2 separate regions of the Mus musculus genome follow, and region 2 is linked to region 1. The links are chromatin loops, found by intact Hi-C in ENCODE. Cell type or tissue: heart. All regions are shown on one strand. Each heading gives the region's core, and the rest is flanking DNA. Links, peaks and the distances in the headings are about the cores only.

The links. Peaks named below come from ENCODE experiments on the same cell type or tissue, not always from the same donor. Only the 100,000 strongest peaks of a DNase experiment are listed, where the experiment ranks them.
Region 2: it touches region 1 in a loop (7-fold over the local background); 7 of 42 quality-filtered maps call a loop at or near these places.

What each region holds. Positions count from the first base shown.
Region 1 is chr13:45,383,906-45,393,693 of GRCm38, reverse strand. It overlaps Mylip (myosin regulatory light chain interacting protein), which reads right to left and starts at 3,952. Exons shown (of 7, transcript NM_153789.3): 1 at 3,651-3,952; 2 at 2,315-2,505. The coding sequence starts at 3,737. In heart, for the core only: CTCF peaks have their summits at 3,277, 4,160 and 6,310; DNase peaks (open chromatin) are centred at 1,433, 2,003, 3,193, 3,973 and 1 weaker place; H3K4me3 peaks cover 3,107 bases; H3K27ac peaks cover 2,692 bases.
Region 2 is chr13:45,269,328-45,279,115 of GRCm38, reverse strand. No RefSeq gene overlaps it. Among named protein-coding and RNA genes, the nearest start is that of Gm34466, 6.4 kb to the right of the region's middle. In heart, for the core only: no CTCF peak of the experiment used is centred there; DNase peaks (open chromatin) are centred at 1,105 and 4,555; H3K27ac peaks cover 1,574 bases.

The sequences.
Region 1 (9,788 bases), core at 903-8,902:
TGACGAGGATATTGAAGCAGACTAGTCATCAACCTTAGGCATTTTCTTAAAAGTTTTATTTTTTGGATAACTCCACAAAACTGCAGCCAACATAATAAATGTAACTCGAAATCTCCTGTCTCCACACCCCTCCCCACCCCACCCCCCACCCCCCAGAATCTCCCTTGCTTCTTTATTCAGAAGAGGAGCTCTGGGCAAGTCAGGCAAGCATCACTGTGCTCTCAACTCTCAGATTATGTTTTATTTTGACCCAGAATTTCACTAAGTTCTTAGACTAGACTTGGACCCACACTATAACCCAAGGCCTCAGAGTCTTTGTTCCTCTCCCTCCCAAGCCGCTGGGGTTACAAACCTCTTGCCTGGCTCAGCTTTACACTAACCATCCTATGGGACCTCTGAAAACGAAGGAAAATCAACTGAAATGACTGAGTTGAGCCAGGAAGGCACATACTTTGAATGCCATTAGATATAACTCCCAAGAGTCAAAGGCAACCAAGGTACAGAAAACCCAGTGCAGGAAATCTGATTCTAGTACTCATTCACAAACGCCGCTTTCTTACAGGAATAAAGTAGATCTGATCACAGGTATTGACCTAATTACAGGAGGGCACATCGCAGTAGAAACCGCCTCACAGTCAGTCATAAAGCATGACGCATTCCCGATACAATTCATTTGCTATTATCCTTCCACTACTTAAATGAAATTATTTGCTTCCTCACCTTTTGGCTGATTTCAAAAATAAATTTATGTCACTAGAATTGGGTTGCACCTGGAAGCCCTGAAATCACTGTAGCATCACAATGTGACTGCTACACACACGCACGCACACACACACACACACACACACACACACACACACACACAAATAAATGCTGTCATGCATTTTTCTCATTGACTGAACTGAGGAAGCTTTCACAAACTAGTTTGGTCGGTCTGTCCATCTGTCTATCTGTCTATGGGCCAGTGAGATGGTTCAGATGTTTGCTGCTGAGCCTGACAACCAGAGTTCAGACTCCAGGTCCAACACAGTAGAGGGAGAGAAGAGGCTTCTGAAAGCTGTCCTCTTACCTCCACACATACACAAGTACACAGAGACACTGAGTAAATGTTTTTAAAAAAGGACAGAGCCTCTTGTGGTTAATACAGACAGTTCAGCATCTGTAAGTATGCCACTACATGAATATTTGTAAGGTATTTTCAGAAACAGTAAAAATTTCTTATGCCAGGTTCCTTCATAAACAAAATCTCTCTCAACCTTTAAAAGGCCACAGCAAGGCAGGCAAAGTGGACATTCCAAATCCAAATGGATGGTAGTTTTTAATGTTTCCATCGCTTGTTTAGTAAATAAAAAAAAGTGGTAAGTTAAACCCTCTCAGAAGAGCCTGTTCCCCATTAGGAGTCGAAATCTGCAGGATCACGTGTTTCACATGCGTGGCCCATTGCCAAGCCACAGGAGTATGGAAAACATCAGTGCTGGGATCCAAAGTTTGCTGTGGCTTTCAAAGCAATCATTTTCCTTTTTTCCACACGCCACTGTAGTCTCTTGCATTTTGGTAATAAATATTAAACATCACCTTCCTATTTTGGTTCATCTTTGAGAAAAGTATTATATAGTCAGCTCAGAGGGAAACGTACCGGGTATGTGTGTGTGTATTTTGGTCGTTTGAAAAGGAGACCACACCCACAGGCTTCGGTTGTCTACCATGGCTGGTGGCCCTTAGTTTAACAAGGAGGAAAAAAACAACAACACATGTCCAACAATCATTTTTAATAAATCTGTAGGCTGAAATTTACTTTACAGTGGCCCCTCAAAGAGTTCTTTTATTAAGATTTTGTGAAACTTAAAAAAGTTTTAAAATCTGTAGGAGGCCAGACAGAGCCGCTCCTGCTACACACTGTAATCTGACACTTAGGCTGAGGACTGACCAAGTTTAAGTAACCCAAGAGGAACTGTTTCCTGCTTTCCGCTAGAACGGTCTACAGTGACCTGTAGTAACACTGCTGAGGCGGGGTTACTAGCGGGCGTTAGATGAAGCTGTCAGGAAGTTGGTTTTCTTTTTGTTTGTAAGAAGTCAACCCTGCCTCTCCCACTAATATTATACAGAACAGGAAAAACAAAAACAAAACAAAACAAAAAACCAAGTGTTGAAAAACCCACCCAGGCCAACTGTGCTTTGGAAAACTTGAATTTTTCCTGAACTTCCTTTGCACCAAGTCAATTTTGCCAGGGAACATCTCCGGGAGGGCACGATAGCTACCACTAAATGGAATCTGAGGTGTACTTGACATTGGTTTGTTTCGGCCTCGCTTTACCTTGTCTGCTCCTGTAAGATGAGATGAGGCTCCACAAAGAACTTGACCCTCAGTTTAAGGCGGTAAGGTGCCAGCCCATCCATCTGCTGGGAGATCCGGTTTCTCAGATTCAGCCATAAGCTCTCACCTTTGCTCCCCGTGAACTGCAGCCCAAAATAATCAACCTCGATGATCCCTAGACGCCTGCACACCTAAAAACAAAACCAAAGGTATGGGGTGTGAGCAGTGCAAACCTAAGGGCTCCATCCGAGGAGAGGACTGGCCCCTGCTTTCCCAAAGTTCTACCTTCTTGCAATGCCAGTTGGTAGACCGACCGGAAAAACAAGGTTTTAAGGAAACAGCAAAGCCAAAACGCAGCCCTCCAGTGGAGGCTTGGCCTTGCTTGACTATTTCTAGGGTCTGACCAATGGCACAGGGAAAGGGGTCCCCCCAAAACAGACTTCCCAAAAGGCTGAGGTAGAAGAACACACAGGGTGTTTTATTTCTTATTCCAATCGCTGGAATTCCCCCCGCCACCCCCCCCCTCCGCCCCGCAGCACCATCTGCACAGCTGATTTGGCAGCGTATTATCTGGACAGTTTTAACCATCTGGATTCCAAAAACACAAACGCATTGAGGAAGCATGCTACAAGTGTCAGCTAAGCTTTACAAGCGCCTTTCCAAACAGCTCAGGTCCACAGGTCTCGTAGACACAGTATTTCAAGGGGTCAAATGGGCCTGCCAATATCCATTAGGCACACCCCGTTAGGAGCCTTAGTCACCCTTAAGAAAACACACGTGTAAAGACCCCTCAAGAAGGAGGCTGCCTGCAGAACCGTCCCCCGCAAATTACTCAATATACTCTGGATCCCTAGCAAGCCTAGAGTGTCAGGTGAACAGTCCTTCTGAGAAGCGGCTTGAGATTCGGGCCCACCTGATCAGCTAGGGAGCCCCGGGGCCAGCGACCGCTTGCAACCATCTCATCCCGGGACGCGGGTGGCGCTGCCGGGCTTTGCAAGGACTCCACGGGAGGCATCACACACACACACACCTGCGGCAGGTGTGCCGGGCCACCTTCTTTAGAGAAAAGTGCCAGGCTAACGGACAGGGTGGAGGTTCCCAGCAGTGTTCTGGTCTCCGGGCCCCGGATCCCCCACCGTAAGCGTCCTCTATGCTCCCCCCGCCCCCCCCCCACCGCACTCTCCACTCGCGGGGAGGAGGAGGAGGCTGGAGCCTGGCGTCCCGGGAGCACTCCACGGGCCGCTGCTGCAACGTCGCCCGGCTCCCGGGGAGCATCCCCGAGCCCCGAGGCTTCCCGGGGACAAGAAGGGATCCCCTTTCCGATCGCCGCCCTCACCTGGTTGAGACAGTCCTCGCCGTTGGCTTTTGCCTCCACCTCTACCTCCATCAGCACCGCGTCCGGCCTCGTCACATAGCACAGCATGGCTGGGGCCGCCGCCACCGCCGCTTCTTCTCGGGTGTGCGCCGGAGCTGTCGCCTCACCGCAATTGCTCCAAGTCGACTCCGGGCTCCGTGAGGAAGGTGCAGCCGTGCGGCCACCCGCCCTGCACCCCACGCAGCCGCCACTCGCGTCCCCGCCACCCCCACGACAGCCAGTTCCCGGGAGCTACACGGCCGCGCCGCTCCGACAGCCCTACTGCCTGCGCCGCTACAGGCACGCGTCTTTTATAGAGGCCCCGCCCCTCCGGCACCGGACTCCGCCAATCACAGCGTGCTTGCCCCTCCTCCCCAGCTCCGGCAACCAATTCCCAGTCTCGGTGGGCTGAAGCCCCGCCTCCCGGCACCGCCTGTGGAGCTGCGGGAGGTGGGAGCCCATCCTCTCCCCAATCCCCAGCACGGTCGCGGCCTCTGCCACTGGGCGACGCTCCTCCCAGCCCGCTGTCGCCCGCAGCTCCAGGGGACGCCTTTCTGTCCGGGTTTGAGAGAACTGTGATCAAAGGCTCCTGTGATGCTACGTTGCTACTACGGTTCTCAGGACTCCTGCGTGGGGTTACTCTAATAACCAGGTGGTTTGTGAAAGCCAAAAGAGAAGCAAGCAAGACAGAGAGCCTAAAGAAGAGGCTTTTCCGCTGGCATTTGCCACCGTGGGTTGTCAAAAGAAGAATCTAAGTAGAAAAGTTTTTGCAGCTGACCCAATATAAGCCGGTAATTTGATCCAAGCACCATTCTTATATTAACTCGTGCCAAGGGTTTCTATGTGTGGGTTCTGCTACATTGAAACACCTTACCAAGTTATGTCACCCAGCCTATCTCTCATCCAATTCGTTCACTATACACCTGGTACACTCCCTGCCCTTTCTTTCAGACACCCAGATGTTACCCCATCTTAAAGATAACAGGCTCATCTCAGGACCTAGCAGGATGGGAATCTCAATACAAGAGATTAGTGGTTAAAGGTGTACAACCTTCATATTTTTACCACCTGTTTCTCTTGGCCTATACTGTCTTTTTTGGTTTCTAAGATAAGCCGGGAGATATGGGTTTCAGCCTTGGATCTTTGGAAAACTCCATCTCTCTGAAGCTCAGTGTCCTCGCAGAATGGAGACTAGCTATTTTTGGACACCCCCTCCTGCAAGCCGCCCCCCCTCGCCCCAGCACCGCTGGGAAGCAATCTAGCCATCCCTGCCTGCCAATGACCCTATCTCTGTGCCGTTTGTTTGCTGTGCGTTTAAGACGAAGTCTTGCTGTATAGCTCAACCTGGTGGTGCACCTCGTACTTGGGCTCAGTGATATTTATTTCTGACGATGGGGAAAACATCGGAGAAGGACTGGGATCTTAGCAGAGCCCTCGCGGAGAGAACTGTTCAGTCTTTTGGCTTTGTGTTTCAGGAACACATGGTACAGTTCTCGAACTGCTCCAAGTCCAGTGTAAGCTTGCATTCATCCACCGGTCTACTGCTCATTCCTTTCCTTCCCGGAAGCAGGTCTGGCACGTGTACCTGGGAGATAACATTTAGATTATCTAATCTGTGGCCCATCGCTGGAAATTTCACCATAAGGAGAGGAGGCAACATGGAAATTGGTTGTATTGCTTAATATTTTTGAAAGGCCAAAACTTAACCAGCTTAAACAAGGGGGAACTTAGGGGACAGATTTGGGGAAATTCCTAGATACTGGGAGTAGAAAGGAGCTGAAGAAGAACAAAAATAAACAAACAGAATAAACAAAGACAAGACAAGAAACAAAAACAGAAACATTTCTATTTAACTATCTTTAAAACTATCTTACTTTGGGGTTTGGCAAGGATTTTTTTTAAATGGCTTTCTTTCATAGAAATGATTCTATATTTATATTTTTAATATGAGCAGCTAAATAATTTGTAGAAGCGAAGGAAATGTCAGGTTTAAAATTTTTAATTAAGAAAAATTTAACAACCATCAGTTACTTACAAACCAGTTGCATGGCTAACAATGACATAGGCATCTCTTTAACCCACATCCATTGAATTCCTTCTGTGAGATCCTCAATAAAGAGCTAATCATTTTAAAACCAAGTATCTCCAGAAAAGAGCCAGCAAAGGGGCTCTGTGGATTAAGGTACCTGCCACCAAGCCTGATGACCTGAATTTGACCCCAAGACCCATGGAGCAACAACCACAGGTTGTCCTCTGACCGATACGTGTTACATATATGAACACTAAAGTGTAAAAATTAAACTAAGGCATCGCCAGTTACTACTGAAGAAAAGAGGTGGTTTTAACAAAAGAGATCAAGGGCTGGGATTGAAACTCAGTTGATAAAGTGATCACGTAGTATGGACTTAGCCCCGAGTACCATCAAGTGGCCCTGGTGGCAACAGTGTGCCACCACTGTGTAATGGCAACAATGTGCCACCACTGTGTGTAATGGCAACAGCGTGCCACCACTGTGTGTAATGGCAACAGCGTGCCACCACTGTCTGTAATGGCAACAGTGTGCCACCACTGTGTGTAATGGCAACAGTGTGCCACCACTGTGTGTAATGGCAGCAGTGTGCCACCACTGTGTGTAATGGCAGTGGTGAGACACCACTGTGTGTAATGGCAGCGGTGTGACACCAGGCCAGCAATCCCAGCAGCACTTGCAGGATAGAGGTAGAAGCATCAGAAACTTGAGGTCATTGTAGGTTAAGTAGGGAGTTTGAGGATATCTTTAGCTAAAGACTAGACCTCAAATTAATTAAATAAAAAATTAAATAAATAAAAATTAATTAGTGAATGAACTGAGTGATTGAAACTCTTAGCCAAATGTTGTGGCACACATGCACACATGCCTGGAATCCCAGCACTTGGGAGGCCTCTGAGGTAAGTAGATCATGAGTTTGAGGCCAGCCTGGGCTACACAGTGGGACTCTGTCTAAAAGTGTATAAAGAGCTTGCTGTGGAAGCTTGAGGACCCTAGCACCCACATAAAAAGCAGGGCTTGGTGGTGTGTGCTCTTAATCCCTGGGTCGGGAGGAGAAAAAAGGAAGAACCCAGGGGCTCATTGGCCAGATAGTCTAGCCAATCCGTGAGCTCAAGGTTTAGTAAAAGACTCTGCCTTTCAAAAAATAAAATTGAAAAACTTCACAAAGCAGAAGCGTGTTATTGGTGTCTAATGTCAACCCCTGGTCTCCACGGAGCATGTGAAAAAACAGACATAAAACACGCAGAGGCATAAACAAGCAAACAAAACCCTCCAAAAAAGTTAAAAGCAGAAGGCCAGGGAAAGAACTGATGTCTGGGGAGAAAAGGATCGATCCAGGTTTCTCCTGGTGCGCGTGGAGGAGGAGGCTGTGTGTGGAGGAGGAGGCTGTGCGTCCTGTCTCTTCCCTCCTGTCATTTCTTCCCCGGGATAAGACAGAGACTGGTTAAGAGATGAGAAGGCTGCGTGAGAAAGCACGTTATGTTTAAAACACTCTGTTAGGGAATAGAAAACCCACCGCAGAATTGCTTCTTAGAAGACTCCACCATCTGCTAAAGCTACAGAGCGTCTGGAGCCAGTTTTAAGCCCCAGCTGAGTCTAGCTCCAAAATAAGAGACTCGGAATATCCAGGTCCGAAGGTTGAGAAGTGAGACGGATTGAGTCGTGTTTGAAGCCAAGGAAGACGCTCTTGCTGTCTGCTTTCCGTTGCTCTCAAGCAGGGCATGATGTTCCTGCCTGTAATTCCTAGCACCCAGGAGTCTGAGGCAGGGAGGCGATCATAAATTTGAGGCCAATCTGGACTACAATTGAGTTCTGTCCAGCATGGGGTAGAGAGTGAGACCCTGTCCTCCTCTCCCCCCACCCCTGAACCAAAAGAATAAAGCTTTACTCAGCTAGTACAGTAAAAATATGGCCCGCACGAATGTAGATTATTAAAAGTAAAAACAAAACAAAAGCAAAAAACTGTATCAAAGTGGTAGAATTGATGAACTCAGTACATGTCTTAGGGTTTTACTGCTGTGAACAGACACCATGACCAAGGCAACTCTCATACAGACAACATTAATTTGTGGCTGGCTTACATGTTCAGAGGTTCAGTCCATTATCCTCAAGGCAGAAACATGGCAGCATCCAGGCAGGCATGGTGAAGGAGGAGCTGAGAGTTCTATATCTTCATCTGAAGGCTGCTAGTGGAAGATTGTCTTAAAGCCCATGCCCACAGTGACACGCCTATTCCAACGAGGCCACACCTTCAAACAGTGCCACTCCCTGGGCCAAGCATATTCAAACCGACACTACAGTTCTGGCTGCTCCAATGGACTCAAACATTGGCTTTTCTTCTGTCTTGTACGCCAGGTTGCAAGAGTAACACACGTCACGTGAAGCAATGGTTATGCCCATACAGATTCTCCTGGCTGAGCATGTGGTCTGCTCAACATGGCTGGGGACCTACTTCTGCTCATTATATCCTTGTCATTGCACGCAGGGCTGCAGAAGCCCTGCACTGGGTCCCAGGTGAGGCCCTTAGGAGAAGTGGCCGCATCACTTGCCACAGCCGCCTCTTTCTCTCCCCATTTATTTGTAAGAGCACCCCTGGAGGAACAGTTATCTACTGCCTGAAAAGCTGCCCTTTTGCCTTCACACATTATTCGAGCTAATTATTCACATAAGTAACGCTTCATCAGGCATACGTGTGTTAAAACAAGTTGAGTGAGCTGAAATCTCTCATTTGAAATATTAGCCTCACAAAACTCAGTAGTTTAATTTGATCCTCGCCTACCACCAAAGCACAGCATCTCATTTCTGGAACTGGCTGGTTAAAAGGGGAAAGGGGGCAGAGGAAAAATTCCTGTATTAAATAAAACCTGGGCGATCTGCAGTGGCATTGTCTTAATTGGAGAGCCGTTTAAGTGATTTTTCTTTTCCTTCATTTTAGTTACTAGGAAAGGTACCTGGAGTGACAGATTACCTGAAAGAGAACAGTGCACAGAGGAAAATGGAGTGGATGTCATTTTATCAGGACTCTCCACTTAGAATCGATGGGATGATGTTTCTGTCTGCATACACTGTGCTCTAAATAGTCACTGTGGGGCCAGTGAGATGGCTCAGTGTAGGTAAGGGGCTTGCTGCCAGGCCTGATAACCTGAGTTCAATCCCTGGGACTTACACGGCAGAAGGAGAGAACTGACTGCTGAAAGTTGTCCTCTGACCTCCACCTGTGTGATGTGGCACTTGTAACAACATACACACAGAGACAGGCAGACAGGCAGAGAGACAGGGAAAATAAAAAGTAAATATTGATTGTGGCATAAGCAAGTGATTCATAGCAATTTGTAAAATGCAAATATATCAAGATATTGAGAAGAACTTGAGATGTTCAATTCCAAATCTAAATGTAATCTTATGAATATTAGAAAAATCATAACCAGAAAGAAAACACACACACACACCAGCTATTGCAGTTTCTCAATTCTTTATTTTTTTAAATACTTAATTCTTTTTTTAAGTGTGTGTGTGTGTGTGTGTGTGTGTGTGTGTGTGTGTGTGTGCATGTGTGTATGTAAGCACATGGTTGCAAGTGCTCTCAGAGGCCAGAAGAGGACACCAGATGCTCTGGATCAGCAGTTACATGTATTATATGGGTGCTGGGAACTGAACTGGGGTCCTCTGCAAAAGTAATACATGCTCTTCATGGCTAAGCCATCCCTCTAGCCCCCCCCCTTTTTTTTTTTTAATCAAATACTAACTTCTCTTCTATTCATCCCCTGACAATTAAAATGCCCTGAAAGGCCACATTTGTGATCTCCGTGTTTGGACTGTGTCATTCAGCTGAATGATGCATATAGCTTCACGATACTGTTCGATTCGCCACATTTTGTTGGGGAACAATATTTCCGTGCGGAAATATTTTTGTGAGGCTATCACAGACTATTTGAGGCTGGGTAACTTATAAAGCATAGAAGATTATTCGGCTAGAGATTCTGGTGGTTGGAGGGTCTAAAGGACATCTTGACAATATCCTGATGAGGGCTCTCTGGCTGCACAGTGTGGTAGAGAAATAGAAGGAGAAATGAAAATGGGGCTTTTGTGTT
Region 2 (9,788 bases), core at 556-8,555, 110 kb after region 1:
TGCAAAGCCAGCCTAGGCCAGTCAGTGAGATACTGTCTTGAAATTAAAATATGCAAAAGGACTGAGAAGGTATCACAGTGATAGAATAAGAAACCTAGTATGTGCAAAGCCGTAGGTTCTAACCTTGTCTAAGAAGAAAGGGGGAGAGGAAGGGACAGGAGAGGGGAGAAGAGGAGGAAGGGACAGGAGGAAGACGATGTGGGATCCACAATATATCCATAAGCTTTCTCCCTTAGGGTGTTGGTCCTTGCTCTTCTTTCTCTGGAGCCCTCAAGACTCATGCCAGTTTCTCCTTTTCTCCGTTGCCAGTATCATGGCTTATAATCGTACTATCTGGTCCTTGCTTACTATGTCACCTGTTAACTGGGGGATGGATTTTGTTCTTCTCATTTATAGTTATGTTCTATGTATGACTACACACACAGAGGGGGGTGGGAAGGAAGACAGGAAAAAGAGAGAGAAAGAGAGGGAGTAGTGGGGGGGGGAGGGAAGGAGAAGGAAGGAGGGAAATATGAGTAGGAGAATGAGTGAAACCATAAGAAATCATTTTCGTTAAGTCTTTCATATTGCTATGACCAAAGTACCTGACAGAAGCAACTTAATAGGTTTATTTCGGCTGTTTCAGAGAATTTTAATCCAGCTTCCTCTTCATATCTCCTTCCCTGACAATACTATCATGACCCAGCTCAGTTCATGGTGGCAGGTACTTGGGAAGGAGGCTCCTCACATCAGGTGGAACCAGAACCAAAGATTGAGTTTACTTTTTAAAGGTGCACCCCGAGTGTTGCGCCCAGTCCTAAGAGTTCCAAAGCCTCCCAAGCAGCCACAGAGTAAATACTCAAAACATGAACTGACAGGGCATTTCAGACTTAACATGCCCCTCCTTGCCCTGCTTGAAGGAAGATAGAGCCAGTCTTTGGCAATGGTGTTTTCTTACTGTCTATTTTTGGGCCCCGCCTTGGTTTGCAACTCTGCTTTCTTGTGAGAACATTTTTCACTCCACTCATTCCCAATCACCCCCTTATTTCCTCTCTCCACAGCCAAGGCAACAGGCTCCTATTCATCTTCTTCCCTCTGTGTCTCTAGCCACTCCCACAATTCCTTCTGAGCCAGCTCACACGTCGTCGGAGCCAGGTTTCTTGTGTTTTCCTGACCTTCAAAAGGAAGTGTGCTCTCTCTGGTCCATATCTGCACAAATGGTACCTCTCAAGTGATACGTAGGTCCTGGGGGCAGAGACCATCAGCAATTTGGAGATGAATAATGTCAGTGAGTTGGGGAACTCCAACATTCAAAGAAGGCAGGTGTGGTAGCAGAGAGTCATATGCCACCTTATCTAGGTGGAGACAAGAACCTTCCACATCACCAGCATTTTCCTCTCTGCACAGTTGAGGCCACTTCTTACTCACACCTCTTACCTTCAAGCTCTGGAGAATTCCAAAGGCTAGCTACAACTTGGGGGGGGGGTGTCCAAGAAAGGAAGCTCCAAGAACAGTGTAGCCCGCACCCCTTTCTTCTACTCAACTTCACAATCCCAGGGGGATTTTCTTCCAGGCTCATGCCATTTCCCCTCTTCCAGATTCTTCTGTGGTCTGGCAAAATTTCATCAGCCCAATGGCAGCTCTGAAGCCAACACCCTGACCCCATCCAAGTCAGAATTATCTGTCATGGCTTCATTTCCTGGAAGCTGCTGCACATCGCTAGAGACTCAGAAGTCTGTGGCTGGGGACAGGAATGTTCCCCACCCCCAAAAACAATTTTTTAAAGAAACTTTAAATACCTTCTCCCCACATCCACTCTCAGTCTCTCCAGCCTTAATTTTATGGGAAACATGAGGCCATCAGGAATGTGGGTGGACATTTCTATTTTCTCTCGATAAGACTGACTTGGGGAACAACTGAAGAGTGACAAGATTTTATTAGATGAAATATTTTTAAGACTTAAAGATGACTGAAGGCCCACTTCTTTATCCCGTTTCAAAGGTAAATGTACTATCGCCATAGTGTTTCTTCTGCTTTTTATTTATTTACTTACTTACTGATTCATTTATCTTTTGAGATTGAGTCTTCTACGTAGCCCAAGCTGGTTGGCCTCAAACTTAAAACCCTCCTGTTTTTGCCAGTGATGGCAGGCATTACAGGTATGTCCCCCATACACATACCTGGTTTTTATGTTGCAGCTTATGTCCTAACTCATTTCTATACTTGCTCACCACATCTGGCATTCTCAGAGGACATACTTCTGAGAAACTAAGTACTAAGGACCATATATAATTATATACTACCTCATTTTCTTAACTTAGTGGGTTTGAATGAGAATGGTGCCCATAGGCTCATGTGTTTGAATGGTTTTTTTCCCCTATTTTCTGGAACTGTTTGGGAAGGATTAGAAGGAGTAGCCATGTTGAAGGAGGGGTATCACTAGGAGTAGGCTTGAAGGTTTTGAACACCCATGCCAGGCCCAGTCTTTCTCTCCATCTCCCTCTATTCCCCCATATCTATCCTTCTCCCTATCCCTCCCTCCCTCCTACATACAGATCAATCTGTAAGATCTCAGACACTGCCCCAGGGCTATGCCTGCCTGCCTTGCCACCATGCTCTTCCACGATGGCCATAGACTCACCCTCTGAAACGGTAATGCTTTCTTCTACAAGTTGCCTTGGTCATGGTGTTTTGTCATAGCAATAGCAAAGCAACTAAGACAGGCAACACGAATAATTTTAGTGTTAATCCACTCATGACTCAGTCATATTATTCAACATATATCCAATGAGCTGTGACCATGTGCCAAGTAGAAAACCATGCAGGCCAAGAGGGACACAGACTCTCCCTGCTGTCATTGAACATAGCACGTAGGCAATGGAGTTGGAGAATAGTAGGAGAGTAAACACACAGGATTAGAATACATGCTGGGACCAGGAGGAGTCTGTCATGGATTAGACAGAGAAAATATGAGAATGAGCAGGCTGAACGAAAGCTGGTGGGCTGGAAAATGGCTCAGTGGGTCCAGAAGCTTGCTGGCCTGAGATATTGCCTGAACCCCACATGGAAGGAGGAAAGGACAGACTGCCAGAAACTGCCCTCTGCCCTTCACATGCACACCCTACCCCATGCTGACATATAAAGAAATAAACCAAATAATTATGGGTTTTTTTTTTTTAAAGAAGAAGGAGGAGGAGGAGGAGGCAGCAAGGCAAGGCAAGGCAAGGCAAGGCAAGGCAAGGCAAGGCAAGGCAAGGCAAGGCAAGGCAAGGCAAGGCAAGGCAAGGCAAGGCAAGGCAAGGCAAGGCAAGGCAGAGGAAATTCCAGGCAGAGGTTACAACAGGTGAGAAAGTACTGAAGTAAATGACAAGGCAAGATCTTCAAAGGACAGACATGGGGGGGGGGGCGGTCACTGTGCATGAAGCTGGCTATCCTGGCAGACAAAAGGCAGGATACTGCAGCTGCCTTCTCATCTTTGAGCTTTCCCTGGACCCTTGAATGGATGGCATGTTCATTGATCCAAGAAGGCCTCTACTTTGATATCCCGGGCACCAAAATTCTCCTGGCAAGACTATGACACTCTTCTCACAGTGAGGAAACATCTTCATCTTGTAAAACTGCCTCAAGGCTAATTAACCCTCTGTTCAGCACGGGGAGACCTGAGTTCACTGCTGGCTCGATACTGGGCCCCAGGAAGCAAGATCTGAACAGAGACAAACCTGCTTTCCACTCTAGGGTCATGCGGACTCTCAGTATGCCTGCTCAGAGGAGTAATAGGCATGTTTTCAAAAACAGACATTCCATTCAGATAATTACCAGGACAACCCACGATGCCAGATTCCGTACTAGGAAATAACTTGTTTGTCTTCCTTTTGTATCTATCAAATCTTTTAACATGCAATAAAATATGTGTGTGAGAAAGACACAAGGAGCATAACATTTGACTCACAATAATCACACTCTATTTTGGCTTAATAAGATATCGAGATATCTGTTACAGTTCCTGACAAATGTGCCAGCATTAGTTGTAGTTCTCTCTGGATAGGAAGTTGAACCCCAGTCAACTAACTCTGAAGATGACAGGTATTGGGGAGACAAAGCTAGTTCAAGTTTCTCTGGAATGAAGTTTCCAATCATTTCGTCCAAGAAGGAAACGGCAATCTTCAAATTGTGCGTACACAAGCATTTCCTCTGGAAGCTCAGAATGTTCTTGTATTTTCAAAACAAGGCAATCATAATGCCTCCTTAGACATGGCTTTGTTTACCTGCTTAACTTCCTTCTGTTCCTGTAGGTCAGAAGTTAGTCGTTTCACAACCCACGGAGGGAAAAGACATTAAAACTCCATCTTTCCTGTTCTTGAACTTTCTGAACAATAGTCTCGGTTTCCTTCAGAGAGGAAAGTCTTCTGTGGAGGCACACTGTCCTGGTAGAAGGCAAACAATGCTGCTAAGCACATGTTTTGGCTCAGAGAGACACAACAACTGTGCTCTGTGTCTATCCTCTTATCTAAAGTGTTGGGATGACAGCCACCGTCCACAAGTCTGCCCTCCAGCTCTGTGGGTAAATGTAAGCTGCCGCAGCAGCTCAAGAGCCCCACACTGAAGGTTGCCAAAAGGACATGGGGGAATGTCCAGTGAGTGAGCTCTAATGATGATGATACAAGAGCTCTCCCCTCCCCCACACACCCTCCAGGAAGTGATGAGAGCGCCTGAGGCCTCGGCCAGGTTGTATTAGTGTCCTGTTTGGAACTAGAGATCAAGGATTAGACAGGTTTTTCCACTTTGAAGGTCAGAACTAAGTGGTGCTTGCATCGTAGCCTTGTGCTGTGATGACCTCTGTACCTTCACAGTTCACTGGAGCAGGTTGCTCACATTGTTCATTCTGGTGTCTCAGAGTTTATCCCAGTGTCTGTGCTCCATGATGAACCGTTGAATGAATATATAAAAAACAACCAACCAAACCAAAATATTCAAAACAACAATGACAAAAACAACAAAACAAAACAAAACAGGGTTTTATCATGTAGCCCAGGCTAGCCTTGAACTTCACGTTCCTCCTATTTCTGCCTCTACTCCAGAATACTGAATTTACAGATATGTGACACAACTTGAACTCATAAATTGAACCTTCTAAAATGTTTCTCATATTAGAACCAAGGAGCTAGATCCTTGGTTAGTGGCCCCAGGAGAGCAAACTTTCTTGTCACCCAGTCATATGGAACTCTCAGCTAAGCATGTCACGCAATGACAGCTGAAGGGAGCATGAGCTGCCTACAGCCATAAGCATGGCTTTATGACTCAGTGTGTCACCCAACACAGGGCTAGTTAGCATTCTTTATTGCACAGTGACACATAGAAACAGGACTTGGAGAGCAGACTGGAATAAAGCACATAGGCTGCTTATGGCAGGAGACTGGCCTGAGGGTCAGGTATCCCAAGCCCCAATGGTCTCCAGGAAGGTTATATAGTTTTGCGTGGATATATACTTCAACCTATCAAGTGAGCCTGGCGTCTGAGACAGCTGAGCAGCCAAGCTGACCTACTATACCTCCTGCAAAACATAGTCATTAGGCAACTGTGACTCCTTAGCATAAGATCTAGGTTCCAGGTTCAGCATCTTCATCAGTATCAAGCGCCATCTCCCTAAGTTCACCCAGTAATAAAGATAACCAGAGTGTGGAGGGCTGCGCCAGCTGAAGATGACCATCCCTGAAAATACCACATTTCTTCATACTTGAATATCAATTATAATTTATGGAAAGCATTCTCATGTGAGGCATTGTTTGATACTAAAGCGTGGGGGTGGTCAATCTCAGTAGTCAACTTGACCTGGAGTCAATAAGAGGCAAGCTACTGAACACACCTGTGAGAGATATGCCCTATTGAGTTACCTGGAGTGGGAAGGACCAACCTAAACATGGGCAGTACCTAAACATGGGCAGTACCTTCTGATGTCAGGCAGGTTAAAAGAGGTTAAAGGAGGAAGCTTGGCTTTTCGAGTGCTTGCCTTCGGTCTTGCTGGCAAGTTCAACTACTCTGCTGCTGCTGCTGCATTTCTTTGCTGACTTCAGAGTCCAGCTTCTGCAGGTCTCCTACGTGAGCTAAAGACCAGAAGTTCTTCAGGAATCCTCCAAGCTAGTAGTGTCATGCAGGGACTGCTGATACCTAGCCTCGTAGACTGAGAAGCTACCTGGCTCTCAGGCTCTTCAGTATGAGACACTACCCAGCCCTTCTAGCCCAAACCAATCTAATGAATCTTCCCTTCTAGTATATATTCATTCTACAGGTTATATTTGGAGTACTCTTTCTAATTTAGGCATAGTTCAGAATAAAAGATGATAGAATAATTGAAATATCTTAAAAAAAAAGATGAAGTCTCATATTTATTCCACCTAAACCCTCAAATGTTCATTCAGAATTTAGTTTATATATCTGTACCTTTTCTTATTGTTGTGACAAAATGTGTGACAGAAGCAACTCAGTGAAGGGAGTGTTGATCTCAGCTCACACCACGCCACCAGGACTGGCTCCTATCCATGGCGATGAGACCATGAGGTAGCTAGTCACACTGTAGTGCTAGACAAGAATCAGAGCTCAGACTGAAACCAGGAGTGGGTATCACCCCCTGAGGCCCACTTGTGCTAGCCAAGACACATGTTCAAAGGTCCCACAGCCACCTGTAACAGTGCCATTATCTGGGAACCAATTGATCAAATGTGTAAGCCCGTGAGGCAAAGTTAACATTCAAATTGTATGTAACAATCTACAAGTAGCTTTGTACAAATTTGGTTTGAACTTAGCAATCACTGCAAGTGATGAAGGACACTAGAGATGGCCAGCTATCAGAAGCAACACCCAGGCAGAGAGAGAAAACTGATACCCACAGAAGTCTGGGAACACTTTAAAGCCAGTTAGCATCAAGCACCTAATCAGATATTGAGGGCATCATATATCAACAAAAGAGTCTACAATAACTAACAGTAATATAATTTCACTGGCACTCCAAGTCAGAAAAGGGTTAGATTCTATTATTCATACTCTGAGAACTTGTAAAAGAATGTAATCTTTCTAGAAACCATCCACTTAAAATCCTTTTTAAAAGATCTTTGCTTGAAAAGATAAAGTCAACTGTTAACTCCTTTCTAAAGGGCTCCAAGATAATCAACATTTTACAGCCTCTGCTTTTATTTTTTTGCTGTATTTGTTGAATGGCATTTTCTGCCCCGTGTCTTTCACTTTAATAGCCACTATAGAAAATGATTTTGATTATTTTTCCTCTGCCTTTCAGTGAACTCATTACATTTAGTTGTCCTTTGCTTAAGTAAACCTTGATTGACTTTGAATGGGCCCCAGCTAGATGCTTTCTTTAAAGTCTCCTTACCCCCGTGCCATATAACAAAACTGCAGCATCTTATCTAATTTTAGCATCCTCTGGGAAGTCAGCAACAGCTCTCTGATCTTTCTCTAACATAATTCAATTCCTACCATAGAAACAATGGGCTCTTGTGTGTCAATTCAATTTCCTATAACTTAGACACACTTATCTGGCTGACAGATCATTTTTTTTTCCCTTTGAGATAATCAAGTCCTCCCAATATTCCTCCCAAAGAGAGGTCAAATGTTCAAACTGCTTAAAAATAAAGATCAGTGGATGGATATAGGAGTTTGCGGGTGACCTACGGCAGCACTGGTTATAGCTGACCTTCAGAAAATTCTATTAGAAGATCCCAATAGGAGCTAGGAGTAGAGGAGCTCTCAAGGGTACTTCATTCCAGAAGAAGTACCAAAGAAGGGATAAAGAAAGAATAATGAAAGTTGCATGAAGTCTCAACAGATAAAGGTTTCTGGTGCTATTCTCTGAGATTCACATAGAGGAAGGAGAAAACTCATTTCTGCAAGCAATTCTCTGACCTCCCTATGTGTGCCCAAATAAACAAAGAATAATAAATTTTAAAAACCACTAAGAAGTATCTACTGTATACCAGGTGACAAGATTTATATCAATTCTTATGACAATTCAGGGCAGAAGTATGAATGTTCCAATTTTATGCTTTGAGAAGACAGAAGTTATGGGCCTGAATTTCACAGTCAGTGAGTGGGGAGAGTCATTCCCAACTAAGACCAAGGGCAGAGTCCTCAGCTCATGGAAGACCAGGTAAAAATGTTCACTCACTGTGTGGCTAGAGAATGCCACACAAGTGCGAACATGAGGAACCAGCACCTGGTCAGTAAGACTATCTTCCCACACTGTGTCCACAACTGTCCTACTGGACTGGCATCCAAGCTTTCTCAAGATATGGTAAAGGACAAACAGAATCACACTGTAGGGACTCCTAGAAGCTCCAGGAAGAATAGAACCTGCATGGGAGACAACCAGTAAGTTTGGGGATGATTGGGAAAGGGATGCAAGGAAGACATCACTTCTCCGGAGAGACCATGATTAGCCCATTATTTCTTTCTTGGAAGATCCTTATCTAACAAAGGTTTCTGTGCGGTTGTTCATGTGCAAATATTAATAAGACCAGATTAAACATTATGTGATCAGTGTGGTCCACTGTCAATAAAAGATTATTCATATTTACAAGAAGTAATTCTCTCTACTCATAAGACCTCCTAGGCATCTCTCTTATGGATGCATTCATAGAAAGTCCAATACCTTTGTTGACATTTTTGATAAGTTGATATGTAGTTTATAGAAATTTCAAATTCCTCCTGCCATGAATGAATTCAAGGCCACCAGGTTGGTAACGTTCTCTGTGTTTTCGTTAACAGGACTCACTTTTGGCAAATAAACTGGACATGGGGTGGGGTGAGGCAGGTGAAAGACAAAAATTTGCTTCAGTAAGGCTAGCTTATGTAGCTCTTCTGTGTGCTATCCCAATCATGCGCCCTCCCCCCTGCCTCTGGTTCAAGGACACCTTCTCTTCACTTCTGGTCCTCAGTTGCCTTCAGCAAAACGGAATCATTTTTCCAGGGCGGCATGTTATGGGGTGACACATCCTGGTATCCTTCAGCTCTACTGGTGGGCTCCAGGGAGCTTATGCAAACCCATCTGAGGTCTACCTCTCTAAGCATCGCAGACTGTCAGATCTCCTTTCCCCTCCCAGGTCACAGCAGATCAGGAAACAGAGTCCCTGATGCCACTCAGGGCCCTCAACTTCAAAATCATGGCACCCTGCCTCTCATCGACACTGAGCCCAAGGCAGCAGGGCCACCCCACTGTCACCACCTCTACTGGCTGCTCTCGGATCTGTCTTCAGACAGATCTAAGCACCAGACACATTGATTCCTAACCTTACAACGAAGCACTTCCTTCAAATCTGTGCTTAATGCAGAACCATTTATTCTTAATGCCCCAAAGCCAGGCACCAAGGCACAGAAGCCCATTCTGACAACCCATTGTGTCCGCACAGAGTTCAAAAGTCTTTTCTGAACCTCCGAAGCTAAAAGGGATATTCTGATCTAAAGTCATTCTTGCACAGTTTTCCTTCCCTTAAGCCTAGACTGCCTGAAAAATACAACCATCTGACCATCTCTAATCTTAGTGTGAGATTAGCAGGCCTATAAAAAAAAGTGTGGGTAGAAGGGGTGACCTCCCTGTGTTCAACTTGCCACGAATATGATAAGGCTTTGGGCTCACTGTGGGCCTTCAGATGCTGACTCACGCTTCCTCAGTACCTTTGCCTGCAGCTGGCATGGAAGCTAATACCCAGTGGCTTCGGCAGGTAAGGTATGGCCAAAGTTATGGGGGAGGGGGAGTTCTTCTGCTTCATGCCGTATCTGCTTCTGCTCCATCTGGCTCTGCTGCA